3 separate regions of the Mus musculus genome follow, and regions 2 and 3 are each linked to region 1. A link is a loop called in an ENCODE intact Hi-C map of the cell type or tissue named here. Cell type or tissue: left cerebral cortex. All regions are shown on one strand.

Evidence for each region. Hi-C counts contacts between places; a loop is a spot of excess contacts. Peaks named below come from ENCODE experiments on the same cell type or tissue, not always from the same donor. Only the 100,000 strongest peaks of a DNase experiment are listed, where the experiment ranks them.
Region 2: a loop joins it to region 1, with 3 times the contacts of the local background. A loop is called at or near these places in 10 of 42 quality-filtered maps.
Region 3: a loop joins it to region 1, with 2.7 times the contacts of the local background. A loop is called at or near these places in 8 of 42 quality-filtered maps.

The regions. Positions count from the first base shown.
Region 1 is chr6:57,700,023-57,705,022 of GRCm38, forward strand. It overlaps Lancl2 (LanC (bacterial lantibiotic synthetase component C)-like 2), which reads left to right and starts at 2,433. Exons shown (of 9, transcript NM_133737.2): 1 at 2,433-3,241. The coding sequence starts at 3,038. In left cerebral cortex, a CTCF peak has its summit at 2,415; DNase peaks (open chromatin) are centred at 915, 1,181, 1,845, 3,064 and 2 more places; H3K4me3 peaks cover 2,646 bases; H3K27ac peaks cover 3,333 bases.
Region 2 is chr6:56,797,745-56,802,744 of GRCm38, forward strand. It overlaps Kbtbd2 (kelch repeat and BTB (POZ) domain containing 2), which reads right to left and starts at 69. Exons shown (of 4, transcript NM_001362210.1): 1 at 1-69. It overlaps Gm10209, which reads left to right. Exons shown (of 2, transcript XM_030255710.1): 2 at 1-682. The coding sequence ends at 300. In left cerebral cortex, a CTCF peak has its summit at 2,661; DNase peaks (open chromatin) are centred at 27 and 426; H3K4me3 peaks cover 949 bases; H3K27ac peaks cover 1,058 bases.
Region 3 is chr6:56,922,068-56,927,067 of GRCm38, forward strand. It overlaps Nt5c3 (5'-nucleotidase, cytosolic III), which reads right to left and starts at 1,865. Exons shown (of 9, transcript NM_026004.3): 1 at 1,605-1,865. The coding sequence starts at 1,742. It also overlaps a transcript of Vmn1r4 not described here. In left cerebral cortex, no CTCF peak of the experiment used is centred here; a DNase peak (open chromatin) is centred at 2,018; H3K4me3 peaks cover 1,942 bases; H3K27ac peaks cover 1,753 bases.

The sequences.
Region 1 (5,000 bases):
AAAATTGTAAGCTTTGGGGTGTGCCATAGTCATTAGATAGCAGATACCCAGACAATGATAGACTAAATAGTGACAATTAGGAGTATTTACATCTAAACAGCAACCACAAAGTTAATTGAGTCCTTTAAATATTGGTGCAAATGCATGCTCTTTTAAAATATTTTGAGAACAAATTGTTTCTGTAGACCTCTGAAATATTCCTGAATGTACTACCCCTTGCTTTCTGGGAAGTAACCTTAGTTGATGCTACTTGGGAGTCTTCTCTATGCCTTGAAGATTGCTATCTGCCCCTAAAGCAAACTCAGAAACAAAATAATTAGAATAGTATGAACTCAGAGGAGGCTGACTTGGTTCAGCAGGACAGGAGACATGACAGCAGATCAGAGCACAGAACTTATACAGAATATTTAGATTTCCTAGAAATATAATATACAAGGTAAAGGGCCATACATATTAAGCCCCTAATAAGAGCTCAGTAACAAAAAGCTAGGATGACTAGGATAATATAACAGCATATATACACAGTATAAGAATGATATACAAGAATGTAAGAAGAGTAAGGCATTAGGATTTATCATTCCTTTAAAGATTGGCTTATACCTGATTGTTGTAATGTTGTAATTAATTTAGAAACAAAAGAATTGTTTTATTAAACAAATTCTTGTAGGATTATAGATACAAATATCACAAAGTTAAATTACAGCTACAACAGTTCCTAAGTCTGACTTCTCAGACTCAGGCTAATTTGCAAGTAATATGATTGACCATTAAAGTTAAAAGTATAGTGCTTAAAGCAGAGTGATTCATCTGGACTGACTCAGATTCTATCTATTTTCTATCTAAGCATCTTGAAACTGCAAAATGCTGCCAGCCTAAGAATGGGTTGCTATATCATGCTTGCTTAAGCTAAAATGATTTGCAGAATTTTAGGAATAGGGATATGGGGTTAATGATTACATCTATTCTACCTGGGCTTAACCTAGAAACCTGGACATAGTAGAAACGTATGGCCAAGACAAAATGGTTATGATCCACATCTGAGAAATCAGGAATGTTTTTGAAACCTTTATATAAATACATTTCTGATTGCTAGTCAGAGTTGCAAACGACCCCCAACTTGCTGTCTGACTCAACCTTCCCCTTGCCCAAGCCTTACATCTTCTTTGGAACCTGTTCATTCCTGGGCTGGGCTCCCATACCCCAGCTATAGTAATAGCATAAATCTACGTGCAATCTGAGGACTTTCTCTGTGAGTAACATAATAGAGGCTGAAACTTAGGCTAGCCAGAGGAAGAACTGTCTCCTAAAGTTTTCACAGTGGGAGGACTTGTCAGACCACCTTGTAGAAGGTATAGAAGCATAGACAGTGATGGGCCAATGCTGAGCCAGACAATATCTGGACCTGGGCTGCTTAGCCAGGCATATAAATCTCTGGTCTACCGTTTAATCCTCAGCGAAAAGGTCAGGATCTACCAACAAGCTCGGTAGGCCGTGTGTGTGTGTGTGTGTGTGTGTGTGTGTGTGTGTGTGTGTGAGAGAGAGAGAGAGAGTGAGCGAGAGAGAGAGAGAGAGAGAGAGAGAGAGTGTCCTTGAGACTGCCTGCTTGTGTTTTTCTCTGGTTCTTTGTCCCTCTTCCCAATGTAGGTGCGTTCAACAAATCTTTCTCTGCTTTTCACCGTTGTCTCTTAATTGGATATTAAGGCTGGTGGCAGAGCTTAGCTAGTTAGGGCTTCCAGGAGATAGAGTCTGACTCTTGTAACTCTGATCTACACTTTCAAGATCATGCACTGGAGGTTTGTGGTTGCGCATATGATAAGCGAGGGACAGGATAAAAACCTAACCCTTTTCCACTTTACTCCACTCTGAGGCCAAAGGCAGGAATGCCTGAAATCCTGGCTGTTTGATATTGTTCCATTATGTCACCTTTGGCATTAGAATAACAATGTACCTTGCTTGGGCTCCGGAAATCACATACACCAGGCTCTTCTCTGATTCCTGATTTTCTTGCCTACTAACCAGATATGTCCAGAGGGCAGAAACATTTTGTCACCAAGTACCAATATTTACTAAATGAAAGGACTGCAATACAATATTTCCTTTTAAATCATTACACAGATTTGGTTCTAGTAAACAGTGCAAAAAAACCCCATAGAACCAATGAAGGCTGTGACTTTATATATTGTGATAATAGAAATGCAAAGATCTATTTGCTTGTATCCTCTTTGCCATCCATGTTATTCTGCTGGCCAATTATGTTAATCTCGTGACCATGGGGTTCTCTGGTCTATAAAATATTTAGCTGATTTAATAATTATTCTTCTATATTATTTATCATTATTAAATATGTGTACTTACTCAAAACAATAAGAATGAAAACAAAACATTAAGAAAACAAAACAAAGGCCTGTGGCTCCTCCTCCAAGCAACCCCCCTCCCAGTGGTGATGAATGGGAGGGACTGTATCCCCCCCCACCCCCTTCGGGAGGCTATCTTTTCACTGTTTTAGGCCGTTTTGAATTTCTTTTCTTTAGAAGAGGTATTTTTAATCAAAGTAGCTACTGTTCCTGTGATTGGCGCACGACCAGGGGCCGAGGACACTGACGGGCGGCAAGGCTGGGCTGGTGAAATGCAGTCCGTTTGGTGATGGAGCATCTGAAGGTGCGCTTTTCCCTGGTCTGCAAATCGCTCACACTTTGAATGAACCCATCTTTACAGGCTTTCCCTACTGGAACGTGAGCTTTCTAGGCGTGCGTTTTCTCTAGAATCTCTCGGAAGGACACGGCCACGGGAGAGGCGAGGGTAACTGGGAGACTGTGCGGCTCGGCGGGCTGGGCCGTCAGGCTGAGAGCTGCTGCTGGGAGGGCGTGACTGGCGAAGGCTGGAGGTTCGGCTTTTTCGCGCTAGCTGCATCCAGATGTGCAAGCCACTGTTCTCCAGGAAGGCTTCGCCGCGGAGCCCCGGCCCAAACGCCTTCCAGGAGGTTTGTCCCTGCCTGCGCGCCGTGCCCTGAGCTCTCAGGCAGGGAAAGCGCGCGGACATGGGCGAGACCATGTCAAAGAGACTCAAGTTCCACCTAGGAGAGGCGGAGATGGAGGAGCGGTCGTTCCCCAATCCCTTCCCAGACTATGAAGCCGCCGCCTCCGCCGCAGGGCTCGCCGCTGGAAGTGCGGAGGAAACCGGCCGTGTCTGCCCTCTCCCCACCACGGAAGACCCGGGCCTCCCTTTCCACCCTAACGGGAAGGTGAGTTGGTTGCCAGGGCCGGGACCAGCGGTTGGGAGGGTGAGGCCACCTCCGCCAATGGTAGCGTCCGGCGGTCACGCCCTGGGTGCGCTGACGTCATCGGCGTACGTCCCGCCCGGTGTAGGTCCTGCCCAAGCAGCCGGGGAAAGGCTGCGGAGCTGTGCTTTCCCCATGATGAGACACTGAAACAGTCTGATGGAGCACTGTGATGGTTCCTGGCAGTAAAATGTGAATTTGATGTTAGTTAGGTAGAGTTTTGTCACACCTGCCTGTGGGCACACCCTTGCTTGGAGAAACGCTAAAGTCACGCCCTCTTAATTTTTTTCCGATTTGTTTTCTTCTTTAACAATTTCATTTTTCATACATGTATTTAATGCGTTCTGGTTGCTTCCACCCCACTGTCTTTCATCTCCTTCCCTCGTCTGTACAGTTACCTCTCCTATGAATTGCTTCCCCCCCCCCCCATCCATTTATGTCTTTGTTTGTTTTATCCCCCTTGGGCTTGACCAGGACTGTCTCTGTGAACTGTCCCTTGGAACCTGGTGGGTTCAGTGGGGTACATACACAACTGAAGACAATGGCTACCCCTCTTCCAGAGTCAGTCTGTTGCTGAGAGTTTGGCATTAAGGATTAGAGTCCCGTGAGCCCCTCCCCATCTGTGACTGACTGTTGGGAGGGCCTGTCCTGTGCACATCCTGCAAAAATAATTATATTTATAGCAATTCTGAGCTCATGGTCACATTGGCTGTATCGTCTAGGATTTTTCCATTCATTTCCCCTATCTTTTGGCTCTTGATTTTTTTTCTTTTTCCTGACCATTCTTCCTCAATGTTCCTAAATCTTAGAGGGTGTAGTTCAAATGGCTTGTTTATGGCCAAACCCTCAGGTGCCAGTTGCAGTGATAAGGATCCTTTGGGTATGTGCCCAAGAGTGCTATAGCTGGGTCTTAAAGTATTATTTATGTTTGAAACAAGAGCCTCACTATGTGTCTATCTCCTAGCTGGCCTAGAACTTACAGATACCTACTTGCCGTTGGCTCCCAAGTGCTGGGATTAAAGTTATACTCCATCATGCTCAGCGCATAAGGTGTTTTTGTTTCTAACTTTTGAGAACCCTTTAGATTGATTTCCAAATCGGCCGCACCAGATTACACTCTCACCAATAGTCTAAAAGAATTCCACTTTCCCCACACCTGTCCTAGCATTTCTTTTTTTTTTTTAATATTTTTATTAGATATTTTCTTCATTTACATTTCAAATGCTATCCCAAAAGTCCCCTATACCCTCCCTCCACCCTGCTCCCCTACCCACTCACTCCCACTTCTTGGCCCTGGCATTCCCCTGTACTGGGGCATATAAAGTTTGCTAGAAGAAGGGGCCTCTCTTCCCAATGATGGCCGACTAGGCCATCTTCTGCTACATATACAGCTAGAGACAGGAGCTCTGGGGGTACTGATTAGTTCATATTGTTGTTCCACCTACAGGGTTGCAGACCCCTTCAGCTCTTGGGTACTTTCTCTAGCTCCTACATTGGGGGCCCTGTGTTCCATCCTATAGATGACTGTGAGCATCCACTTCTGTGTTTGCCAGGCACTGGCAAAGCCTCACACGAGTCAGCTATATTAGGGTCCTTTCCGTGCTAGCATTTCTTATTTGTATTCTTGATGATGACTGAGGCACAATGGAATTTTAAGGCAATTTTCATCTGCATGGCACTCATCGCTGAGGATGTTGAACACTTTTGAAAATGTATACTATTT
Region 2 (5,000 bases), 900 kb before region 1:
CGGAGCCGCGCAGGCGCGGGAAGGAAACGGAAAGCAGGAAGGGCGGAGGCGGCGCGAGGTGACGCTGGCGTCTGGGTCCGGGCTTCCCGGGCTGCTAAGGCGCGTGCGCGTAGCAGAGCGGGGTCGCGCCGGCCACCCATCCTCAGGGATGGCCTAGAAAAATCAGTTCCCAAAGTTCTATTCAGCGGCACTTGGACTTCTGTGCAGCCGCAGTTGTTCGTGTTTGAGGTGTCCACCCGAGATACAGACATTTGCAGGCTGGGCCAGAGTGGGGGCCAGCACTGCACCCCGGGAAGCTGAAGTTAGGGGAGGAGGACATTGGACCGTTTGCTATATGGGCTGCTTTCCTTAGTTCCAGCCTCCATCGCTTTCAGAAGTTCCGCTTGCTAAGGCCTTGGAAGTATTGGCACCATCGAGATAACCCGCAGTTTGGAAGCGAATGGGTGCAGAGGACGGTCTCCACAAATGATGCCTCCAGCCAGTTTTTACTGCAATGCAGCAGACACCCTCCATGCCCCAGATTTCAAAGCAAAGCCTTGAAGTAGCAAGTGCCTGTGGTCTGCGAGACTTGTTGGCAAGCAAAAATGTTATAGATTTGCCTAAAGATACATGTAACGAAAACGAAACAAAAAACGTTCAGAATTGCCTACTTCCTAACTTCAACTGTTAGAACAAGTCCAGTTTTGAAAATAAGAATGGCCACATATAAAGCATTAGGCAAAGAGACAGACACCTCTAATCCCAGATGGCAGGAGGCTAGAGAAAGGATATCAGGAATTCCCGGCTGTCCTTCGCTAAATAGTGAGTTCAAATTTTAACAGGAGCACATGAACGACACCAGACTATTTAAAAGTGCTGGTTTGGTAGAGGGGGTTAACAGGCCCTCAGAATGCATTACAGAGCATTACAATGCAATGCATCTATCTTGCTTCCCTGTAAGGATACAAAGAAAATCTTGTCTGCTCTCAAATACAATGTATCTATCCACTCCATTTTGCTGTCTTGTAATAATACAAAGAAAATATAGTTAACCGTGCTGGTATACAATGTATCTATCCACTCTAATTTTGCTTCCCTGAAATAATACAAAGAAAATCTAGTTGACCGACGTCGTTGTGAACACCTAGCACATAGCACAAGGAACTTCTTTGTAGTTAATGGGACTGCTCTTCATCTTGACTGCGTGAATATGGAATTCCTAGGTCACGACCCAATAACGATAAAGTTTACAAAGTTTAATCTGGGCATAGTGGCATAGGCCTGTAATCTCAGTATGCCAGAGTTAGGTAGGCAGATTTCTATAAATTCAAGGACAGCCTGGTCTAAATAGCAAGTTACTTGTTATAAGCCAGCCAGTAAGTGAGTCCCTGCCAAAAAAAAAAAAAAAAAAACCAAAACAAAAGAAAAAAAAAGAAAAAAGAAAGTAGCGTTTATATAAAAGATGATGTAGTCCAAATAAGGTTTTTAGTCTATTTAATTGCTTTTGCTAATACCAGCTTCATAGTTTTGATAATATACTATAGTTATCTAAGATGGGAAGTCACTAGAGGGGTTTTCAAAGAACATTCTACTTTTGTTACTTTTTATGCTATGTGTGTGTGTGTGTGTGTGTGTGTGTGTGTGTGTGTGTGTGAGTATGTGTGTGTGCGTGTATGTGAGTGTGTGTGTCTATGTGATTCTTGAGAGGTCAGTGTTCATGCCACCACACTTGTGTGGCAGTCAGAGGACCACTTTGCAGATTTCCTTCCACCCTTGTGTGGCTTCCAGAGATGGCACTCAAGGTTGCCAGGCTTGGAGAGCAGGCTTCTTTGCCTGCTGAGCCATCATGGGCTCATATTTTTTATACTTTTTATGAATCTGTAATAAAAAAAATCTCCAAAATGTGGGGCTAGAGACATGATTCTAAAGTTAAGACCACTAAATTCCAGAGGACCTGGGTTCAATTCACAGCATCCACATTGTTGGGGGCCACAAAAGTCCTTATATTTCAAATAAGCACCAGGGAAACCAGGAATGTTAAACATACAGGGTATTTCCACAATGGAGGAAGTAAAATACTTGCATCCTATCCAAAAACCTGAGAGTGGGTGTTGTTAACATGTGGTAACCTTTTGCTCTCTGTAGAGGTAGAATTCACCTAAATCCCTCAGAATAATTATTCCAGACTCTTCACCCCTAAACCTTTTATCTTTAGCTCCTAATTAATAGACCCATCATTAGGGGAGGTAGCCTGTTGACCTCTATTCTATCTTGATCTGAGATGACACCAGGATTGTATTATACCAAAAAAACTTCTCTCCCAAATTATACTGTATTTAAATATTCTTCACGTGGTACACAGATATGCATGCAAGCAAAACATCTATGCCACAGACCGGGCTCAGTGGGCCCTCCTTAATCCGTGCAAATCAGAGTCTCGGACAGATGGGCATAGAGTCTGTGAGTGACAAACAGAAGCGACACAAGAGAGTGTGAAGACTCTGAGTGTAATTTGTCAAATCGAGCATCAAACTTTTTATACAGAAGAGTAACAAGAAACCAGGCGAACACATCCACTAAGTTACAGTGACACAATACAAAAGGAATGTATACATCAAAAGATGGCACGGACCAGGCCGTGTTTACCACTAAGAAGGGAGCCAGGTGTAATGCTAGTCTATTGTTAAGCCTACCACTAGGGGTTCTTAGTAAATGCCTGATTTATGCTGTTTCTTTGAGCCACATGAAGAAACCTGTCTTGGGGGATTCCCTCACTCTTCATGGTAAACCTACCTATTCACTAGGCCATTGTGTATTTCCTTGTTTGGGTGAGACTGGCTACTGTCCCAAGTAATCACTCTGCAGACTAGCCCTGAGCTATTCTAGCTCCGTTCTTTGCAATGCATAATTAGTTTTCCCGTCTCTGCTAGAAGTAAATTTGAATGTTACTGAATAGGTAACCTTCTCACTGAATTCCTACTGAATTCCAAACTGGTGGGCTTCAAGGATTTTCTGGAACACTGATGGAGGCTCACCTATGTTAAAATTCAATCTTTAAAGGCACTTATAATAAAATAATACTGAAAGAGAGCATACACCATACTAACGTGGGGATAACGTATGAGTATATGGGTTATGGGAATGCCAAGGTTCCAGGAGGCATAGTTTCCTTGAAACTCTTTGCCTCATGAGTGCTTCCAGGCCTCTAGGCTTCACTGGAGTGGATGTAGCACATCTATACATATAAAATTACATTTACATTTTTTCAAGTTCTCAAAAGTGAACATCATGCATTCAAAAAATATTTTATACCCTGGAAACCAGAAAAAAAAGTCTCATAGGGGAATGGATGTGTCGGGGGGAAAGATCCAAATACTGTGAGTCAAGTTCTATAGAAGCAATATGCACAGGGTGCTCTGAAGGTGCAGAGGAATAAGTCGGTTATAGTATGTGTATGTTGGCTCATACCTGTAATCACAGTCTTTGGGAGGCTGCAGCAAGAAAACTGTCCCAAATTCAAGGTTCTATTGAGTTCTAAGCAACCCTGGGCTACAGTGTACTATTCTCAAAGGGGGATGGGGGGGCGTTCAAGTAGATTGGGGCTTGCTTCTCTCCTGTCTCCTCTGGAGGGTAGCAGGAATATAGTTTGAGCCTAGAAGCTTGAAGTTTGGCTGGGCAACATAGAACCTATATAGCAGGAATCAAGGCACACATATGGCTTTGCTTCAGCCACAGGGGCTTGCTCTGAGTACTGTGGAGCACTTAGGCTGGCCTTAAACTTTGAATCCAGTTGGCTTAGGCTCCCAAGTGCTGGAGTTTCAGACTTGTGCCATCAATCCAGTTCACAGATACTGGAGTGAGTCTGGCAGCTTTGATCTTGCTTGTTTTCATTTGCACTTGTTACCCTTTTGTTGTCTCTAACATGATTTTGCAATGTAAATTCTATTACAGCAGAAACCACCATTTTGGGTTTGACTTTCCAGTTTTGTATAGTACTGTCTAGAGCAGTGGGCTCTTAACAGGTGGGTTGTTGCTGTCTTTGGTGGGGTGTTAAATGACCCTTTCACCTAAAACCACCAGAAAACAGATTTTTTTTTTTTTTTTTGCATTGCAATTCATAAGAATAGAAAAGTTACAGTTATGCAGTAGTAATGAAAATAATTTTATGGCTGGCGGTCATCACAACATGAGGAACTGTATTAAAGGGTCACAGCATTAGGAAGGTTAACCACTGGTCTAGATGCTAGTAAATATTTATTGAGTGGATAAGGTCTTTGTTTATTATGAGAATGACAACATTTCAAGACAAGATAGATTTAGATCATGAAATGGTTTAAAATCTATACCTTATGATTATATAAGAACACTGTATAACAACATAAAAAACAATTATATTATTAATGTAATGCTAATAGTGCGTAGCATGTGGTAAATGACTTTTTAAAAAATTTAATTTAATTTTTTTATTAATCATTCCATTCATTTACATCTCAAATAATATCCCCCTTCACAGTTACCCCTTTCTATATCTGCCCTCTCCCCCTTCCCCTTTGCCTCTATGAGGGTGCTCCCCCATCCTTCTACCCACCCACTCCCACTTCACCACTCCAGCATCCTTCTACTCTGGATGATGAGCTAGAGACTTAGGGATCTAGGAATGCAAGTGGAAGGCTTATTTCTCTGAGCTTTAATTGCCAGCTTCCTCAACATTAAGCAGTGATCTTAGGCTTCCAGCAATGGCTGGCAAAACCAGATATGCATGCTGATGTTACAGCATCTAGATAAGCCTTAGGTGTTGGGACCCTCTGGTTCTTGTATTACAGCTCTCTCCCTGGGTTGTAGGGACTCTTGGCATTTAAAGAATGAAAAGTTCTTGTCTTTAGCCCTTCACAGCCTCTGCAGCCTATGTTCCCCATTCTGTGGCAGCTTGCTTCTTGAACACTGCCACAAACCTGCCACTGTTGCCTTCTTGGCTGCTCCTATTTTACTCCCATTTCTCCCTATCTCCTCCTCTTCATATT
Region 3 (5,000 bases), 780 kb before region 1:
CAGATTCAGGGAGTACACACCAGGATAATTAAATTGTAAAGTGCCAGCCAACTTCACTAAATGGCTTGTCTTATCTCTCTGAATACTTCTAGTGTACCTTTTGATTGGTTTTCTCTGGGAATCTAGTTTGCCACATTACTGGACATTTCCACTATGGCATGCATAGCTCACTAGCAAATCCCTAATGCCTTTCAATTAAAAATGTCCTGATGGCCAGGGTAACTCAGGAATGTAATCTTGCACTGAGATGGCTGAGGCAAGAGAAACACCATCACCCAGAACGCAACTGGTGTCATTTTTTCCTAGCCTACCTTGGTTAGGTAGTTATATACCATCTGTGATCAGAACAGCAATGTTCAGTGGGTATCCTTGGGTTTGTACACATTCTATGAAGGAAGAGGGTGGAGACAGGTACAGAGGACTCCCCAAACATGACTTATAAAGAGAGAGAACAAGGGCCGGAATATATATTTCAGGTCATCCAAATATTTCTCCCATCTAAAGGAACAATCAGCTAAAACTATAAAAGTAAAAATATTAAACTCTTTTACATCTTCTACTGAAAAACTATTAGGGGGTCTGACGCATAGTTTAAAACAATGCATATAAAGACTGACTTGTACAGTACAAACAAAAAATATTTGGCATTATTGGTCCCTTAGTACTTTATACAATGAAAGTAAAACTCTTCCTTAAGATTTCGTGGAAAAATCAGCCCACTGTTTAAGTACATAGAGAAAGACAGCGAAATCAGCTTTTTCCCACTGATGGAAAATTATAAAATTTGAGTATGGAACAAAATAAAGCCATGTAAATTCGCTAGACAGGGAGGGAGGCAAAACTTCTCACACAAAATGTTTGCAACCAGAGGTATATAAAGAAAATAACCCAGGAATAAAGGAATTCACTTAAAATATTAGTTTCAATAGAAATAGTTTCTCAACTTTATATTTTAGTTCTGGATGCTCACTTGTACTCCAGTAAGTAAGTCACACTCACCATGCATGCTCAAGTCAGATGGAACAACAGTAACATCAAAACAACCCTAAATGAAACAGACATTCTGGGATCAACAAATCGCCTTAAAACAAACCTCAAATGGAATTCTTGAGACAAACAATTTAAACGAGACTGCAATTAACTCTTAAAAGTACATTTCTAGGATTTAGGAAAGAGTTTTGGGGGACTGACACATGAATACTTCTTGGAACATAAAACAAGGAAGAACATTCAAATAATCGAGCTGTTTCAATATTGGCATTTCTAAAAAAACACTGAAAATGCTCTTTTCATAACGTAAGCCAAGGCAGCCCCGATGATGTAAAACAAACAAACAAACCAACCAACCAACCAACCAACCAACCGACTCCTGGACAAGAGACTATCGGATTAGCTGCACGTCTTGGAGGCGGTTGCCAACTGGAGATTAGCTCTGGAGAAACGGGTTTTGCAGCAAGAGGTAGTTATCTCCGAGCATCTATTCTCTCCACTCTTTGAAACAAACGCTGTCAAGCATCAGCACGCGTGCAGGCTGCCCTCGCAGGGCCGCGGCCGGCCCACGCCACTTGGGCTGCTCGCGCGCGAGCCGATGCTCCCGCACTCACCATTTCGATGATCTTGGTCTTGCGGCCCGTTTTTCTCTTCAAGGTGAATATGTACTGGGCCAGCACCACGCCTGCTACCACCGCGCACACACTGGCGCTCGCCACCGCGCCCACTCGCGCCACGGCCGCGCGGTCCATTGACAGGCCCGCGTGCTCTCGGCGCGGAAGCCCGGGATCCGCGGGTACGAGCCCAGGGGCGCGGCCGCAAGCCGCACACTTCCCCGGAGCCCCGCCCCGCGCGGGGGAAACCGAGGAGGCCCCGCCCAGAAGAGGTGAGGGGCGGGGACGACGGGGCGGAGACTAAGAGGTCCGCGTCCGGAATCCCGCCCTTATAGTGGGGGCGGGACTTCCTCTGACCCTGACTTCAGGAAACGCCGCAAGGACCCGGAAGGAAACAACTGTAATTAGCTACTAAATGCAAGTAGTGCATCTGTAACCCAGAATCCTGGTGACCCGGATGCTATGCTGTGCCTATAGTCCACAGTAAGATCGCACCAGAAACATCGAGAAAACAAAGTCTTGCCCCAGTGTGAGAAAATTCACCCGCCACCCACTCAGAAACTGTGCCTCGTCCTAGCCTTCATGGACTACGACACCCAGCAGGCTCAGCGGCGCTGCGTCTGACCTGCGCAGTAGCATCCTGGGTTGGAAGGCCTAGATATAGTCGTTTTTGGGAGATCTGTCAGCTGTTGGGCTTTTCAGTCACAGTCTACCTACAACTTTAGCTTACTTTCCTTAGGAGCGTGTGCAGAGAAACTTAACGTTGTTCTCTCTTGCTTAGTATATTTCAAGGGATTCATGTAGTTTACTCTGCTTCTCGCTGAGTGGGTGGGGTGTGATGAGGTGCAAGAGAGAATCTCAGGAGAGTCGCCCCCGATTCTGTGAGGTTTGGGCTGCTGCTTGGCGAGACTGTCTCTCTCTGCCTGATATATGCAACCGAAGGAAGTTAAGAATGAAAAGCCGTGGGAGAGAAAGAATTATTTTTCTGTTTTAGGTTTTTATTAGCTGGTCTAAAGCAAATTGACATAGACATTATCTTGAGTAGAACAATTCATTGTGCAAACAGAAGTTCCACAGAAATATGAGACTCAAGCTGGTCATGATGGAGCATGCTTCTGATTCCTGCATGTAGGATCCTCAGGCAGGAGGATTGCTCGGAGTACAGTGGCTGATTAACCAGGGCCATGGGTCAAAGCCTTAACGAAATGGCCAAAAATTGAGGCTGAAATATACCACCTAAATTACTGAAAGGAATATGTATTATATTTGACATTCTTGAGCAAGTTGGAGTCTGCAGGAGGGGAAATGTATGGTGACTAAAGGTTGCCTTGTGCAGATGAAAATCTTTCCAGGGGATAAAGGTGTGAGCTCAGCGATAGGGTGCCTATTACCAACCCTCAAGTTCAACAATTCTGTTTGGAGAAGCTCTTGACCTGATACATTTACTAATGACAATCTCAACAATCTCTGTCTCTGTCTCTCTCTGTTTCTGTCTCTCTCTCTCTGTTTAAATGTGTATTTCTTCTACACTAGAGATGTTTAAAATTATAAGGAATTTGTATTAATTTTCTGTGGCTGTGATAAAACACCATGACCAAGACCCCTTATAGAAGAAAGAAAGAATTTACAAGAATCCATAATGGTGGGGTCAGCATGGCAGCAGGTGGCAGCAGGCTGCTGGCATGGTAACAGAGGTACATCTTTCATCTCAACTATAAGCACAAAGTACAGAGAGCAAACGAAGTGGGACAGTCTTCAAACCCTTAAAGCAAAGCTCCAGAGACATGCTTCCTCGAAGAAGGCTGCACCTCTAAAGCTCCTGAAACAGCACCACCAACTGGAGATCATATGCTCAAATGTATGAGCCTAGGGGGGGCATTCTCACACAAACGACTATCGAATTTAAGGGAAATTCTTCAAAGAGCTTTCCCTGCTTTGAATAGTTCTCAGCATCTTTCAGATCAAAATAATTGTTGTACCAAAGTAGCCTGTTTCCCTATGGCATAGTCTGATCTCCTTTAATCATACTTTGAGGTGATATGGCTTGATTGTCATCATAATTAAAGCTAAGGATTGTTTTTCTCTGTGTCATATGTTCTCTGTCCTATCCCTGGGGCCCTTGCAAAGCACTCTAAAAATGTACCTATATATCTATATCTATAGCTTTCCTATGGGGTTGCCCTCCTCTTCAGCTTCTTCTAGCCTTTCTCTAATTCAACCACAGGAGTTTCAGACTTCAGTGCAATGTTTGGGTGTAAGTATCTGCATCTGTCTTGGTCAGCTGCTGGTTGGGCTTCTCAGAGGACAGCTATGCACACCATAGCATCAGTTATAGTGTCAGGTCTTGGAGCCTCCCCTTGAGATGGATCCCAATTTGGGCCAGTCACTGGACCTCCTTTCTACCTTTATCTCTGTAGTTCTTTTAGATAGTAATAATTCTGGGTCAGAGCTTTTGACTGTGGGATGGCAACAACATCCCTTCATCTCTCCATTTCCTCATTGTTGGGTATTTCATCTAAGGTCCCTCTCTTTGAGTTCTGAGAGACTATCATCTCCCAGGTCTCTGGTACATTCCAAAGGGTCCTCCCACCTCCTACCTCCCAAGGTTGACTGTTTCCTTTCATTCTGTTGACCCTCAGGGCTTCATTTCTGTTCCCTCCAGTACTGATCATATTCTTTTTCCCCTCCTCGCCTCTCCCACCCAGTTCCTTCCCATGATTGCTTTCTTTTTCCTCCCAAGTGGGTTTGAAGCATCCTCACTTGGGCCCTTCAGCTTGTTAACCTTTTTGAGTTCTGTGGATTGTATCCTTGGTATGTAGTACTTTTTGGGCTAATATCCACTTATTAGTGACTACATACCATGCATGTGCTTTTGGGTCTGAGTTACCTTACTCAGGATGATATTTTCTAGTTCTATTCATTTGCCTGCAAAACTCAGGATGTTCTTAATAGCTTAATAGTATTCCATTGTGTAAATGAACCACATTTTCTGTATCCATTCTCCTGTTGTGGGACATCTGGGTTGTTTCCAGCTTCTGGCTATCAGAAATAAGGCTGCTATAAACAGCGGAACACATGCTCTTGTGGCATGGTGGGGCATCTTTTAGGTATATGCCCAGGATTGCTATATCTGTTTCCAATTTTCTGAGAAACCTCTAGATTGATTTCTGAGCTCCGTAGTAACCTCCTGTTTTCATCTCTAATTGTATTGATCTGGGTCTTTTCTCTTTTATTTGGTTAGTATGAATAGGGGTTGTTAAATTTGTTTATAGTGCAAAAGAATACATTTGTCTATGTATCATTAATTTCTGCCCTAATCTTTGTTATTCTTTTTGCTCTCTACCACTTTTAGGGTTTTTGCTTGCACTTGATTTTCAAGGATTTTAAGGTACATGA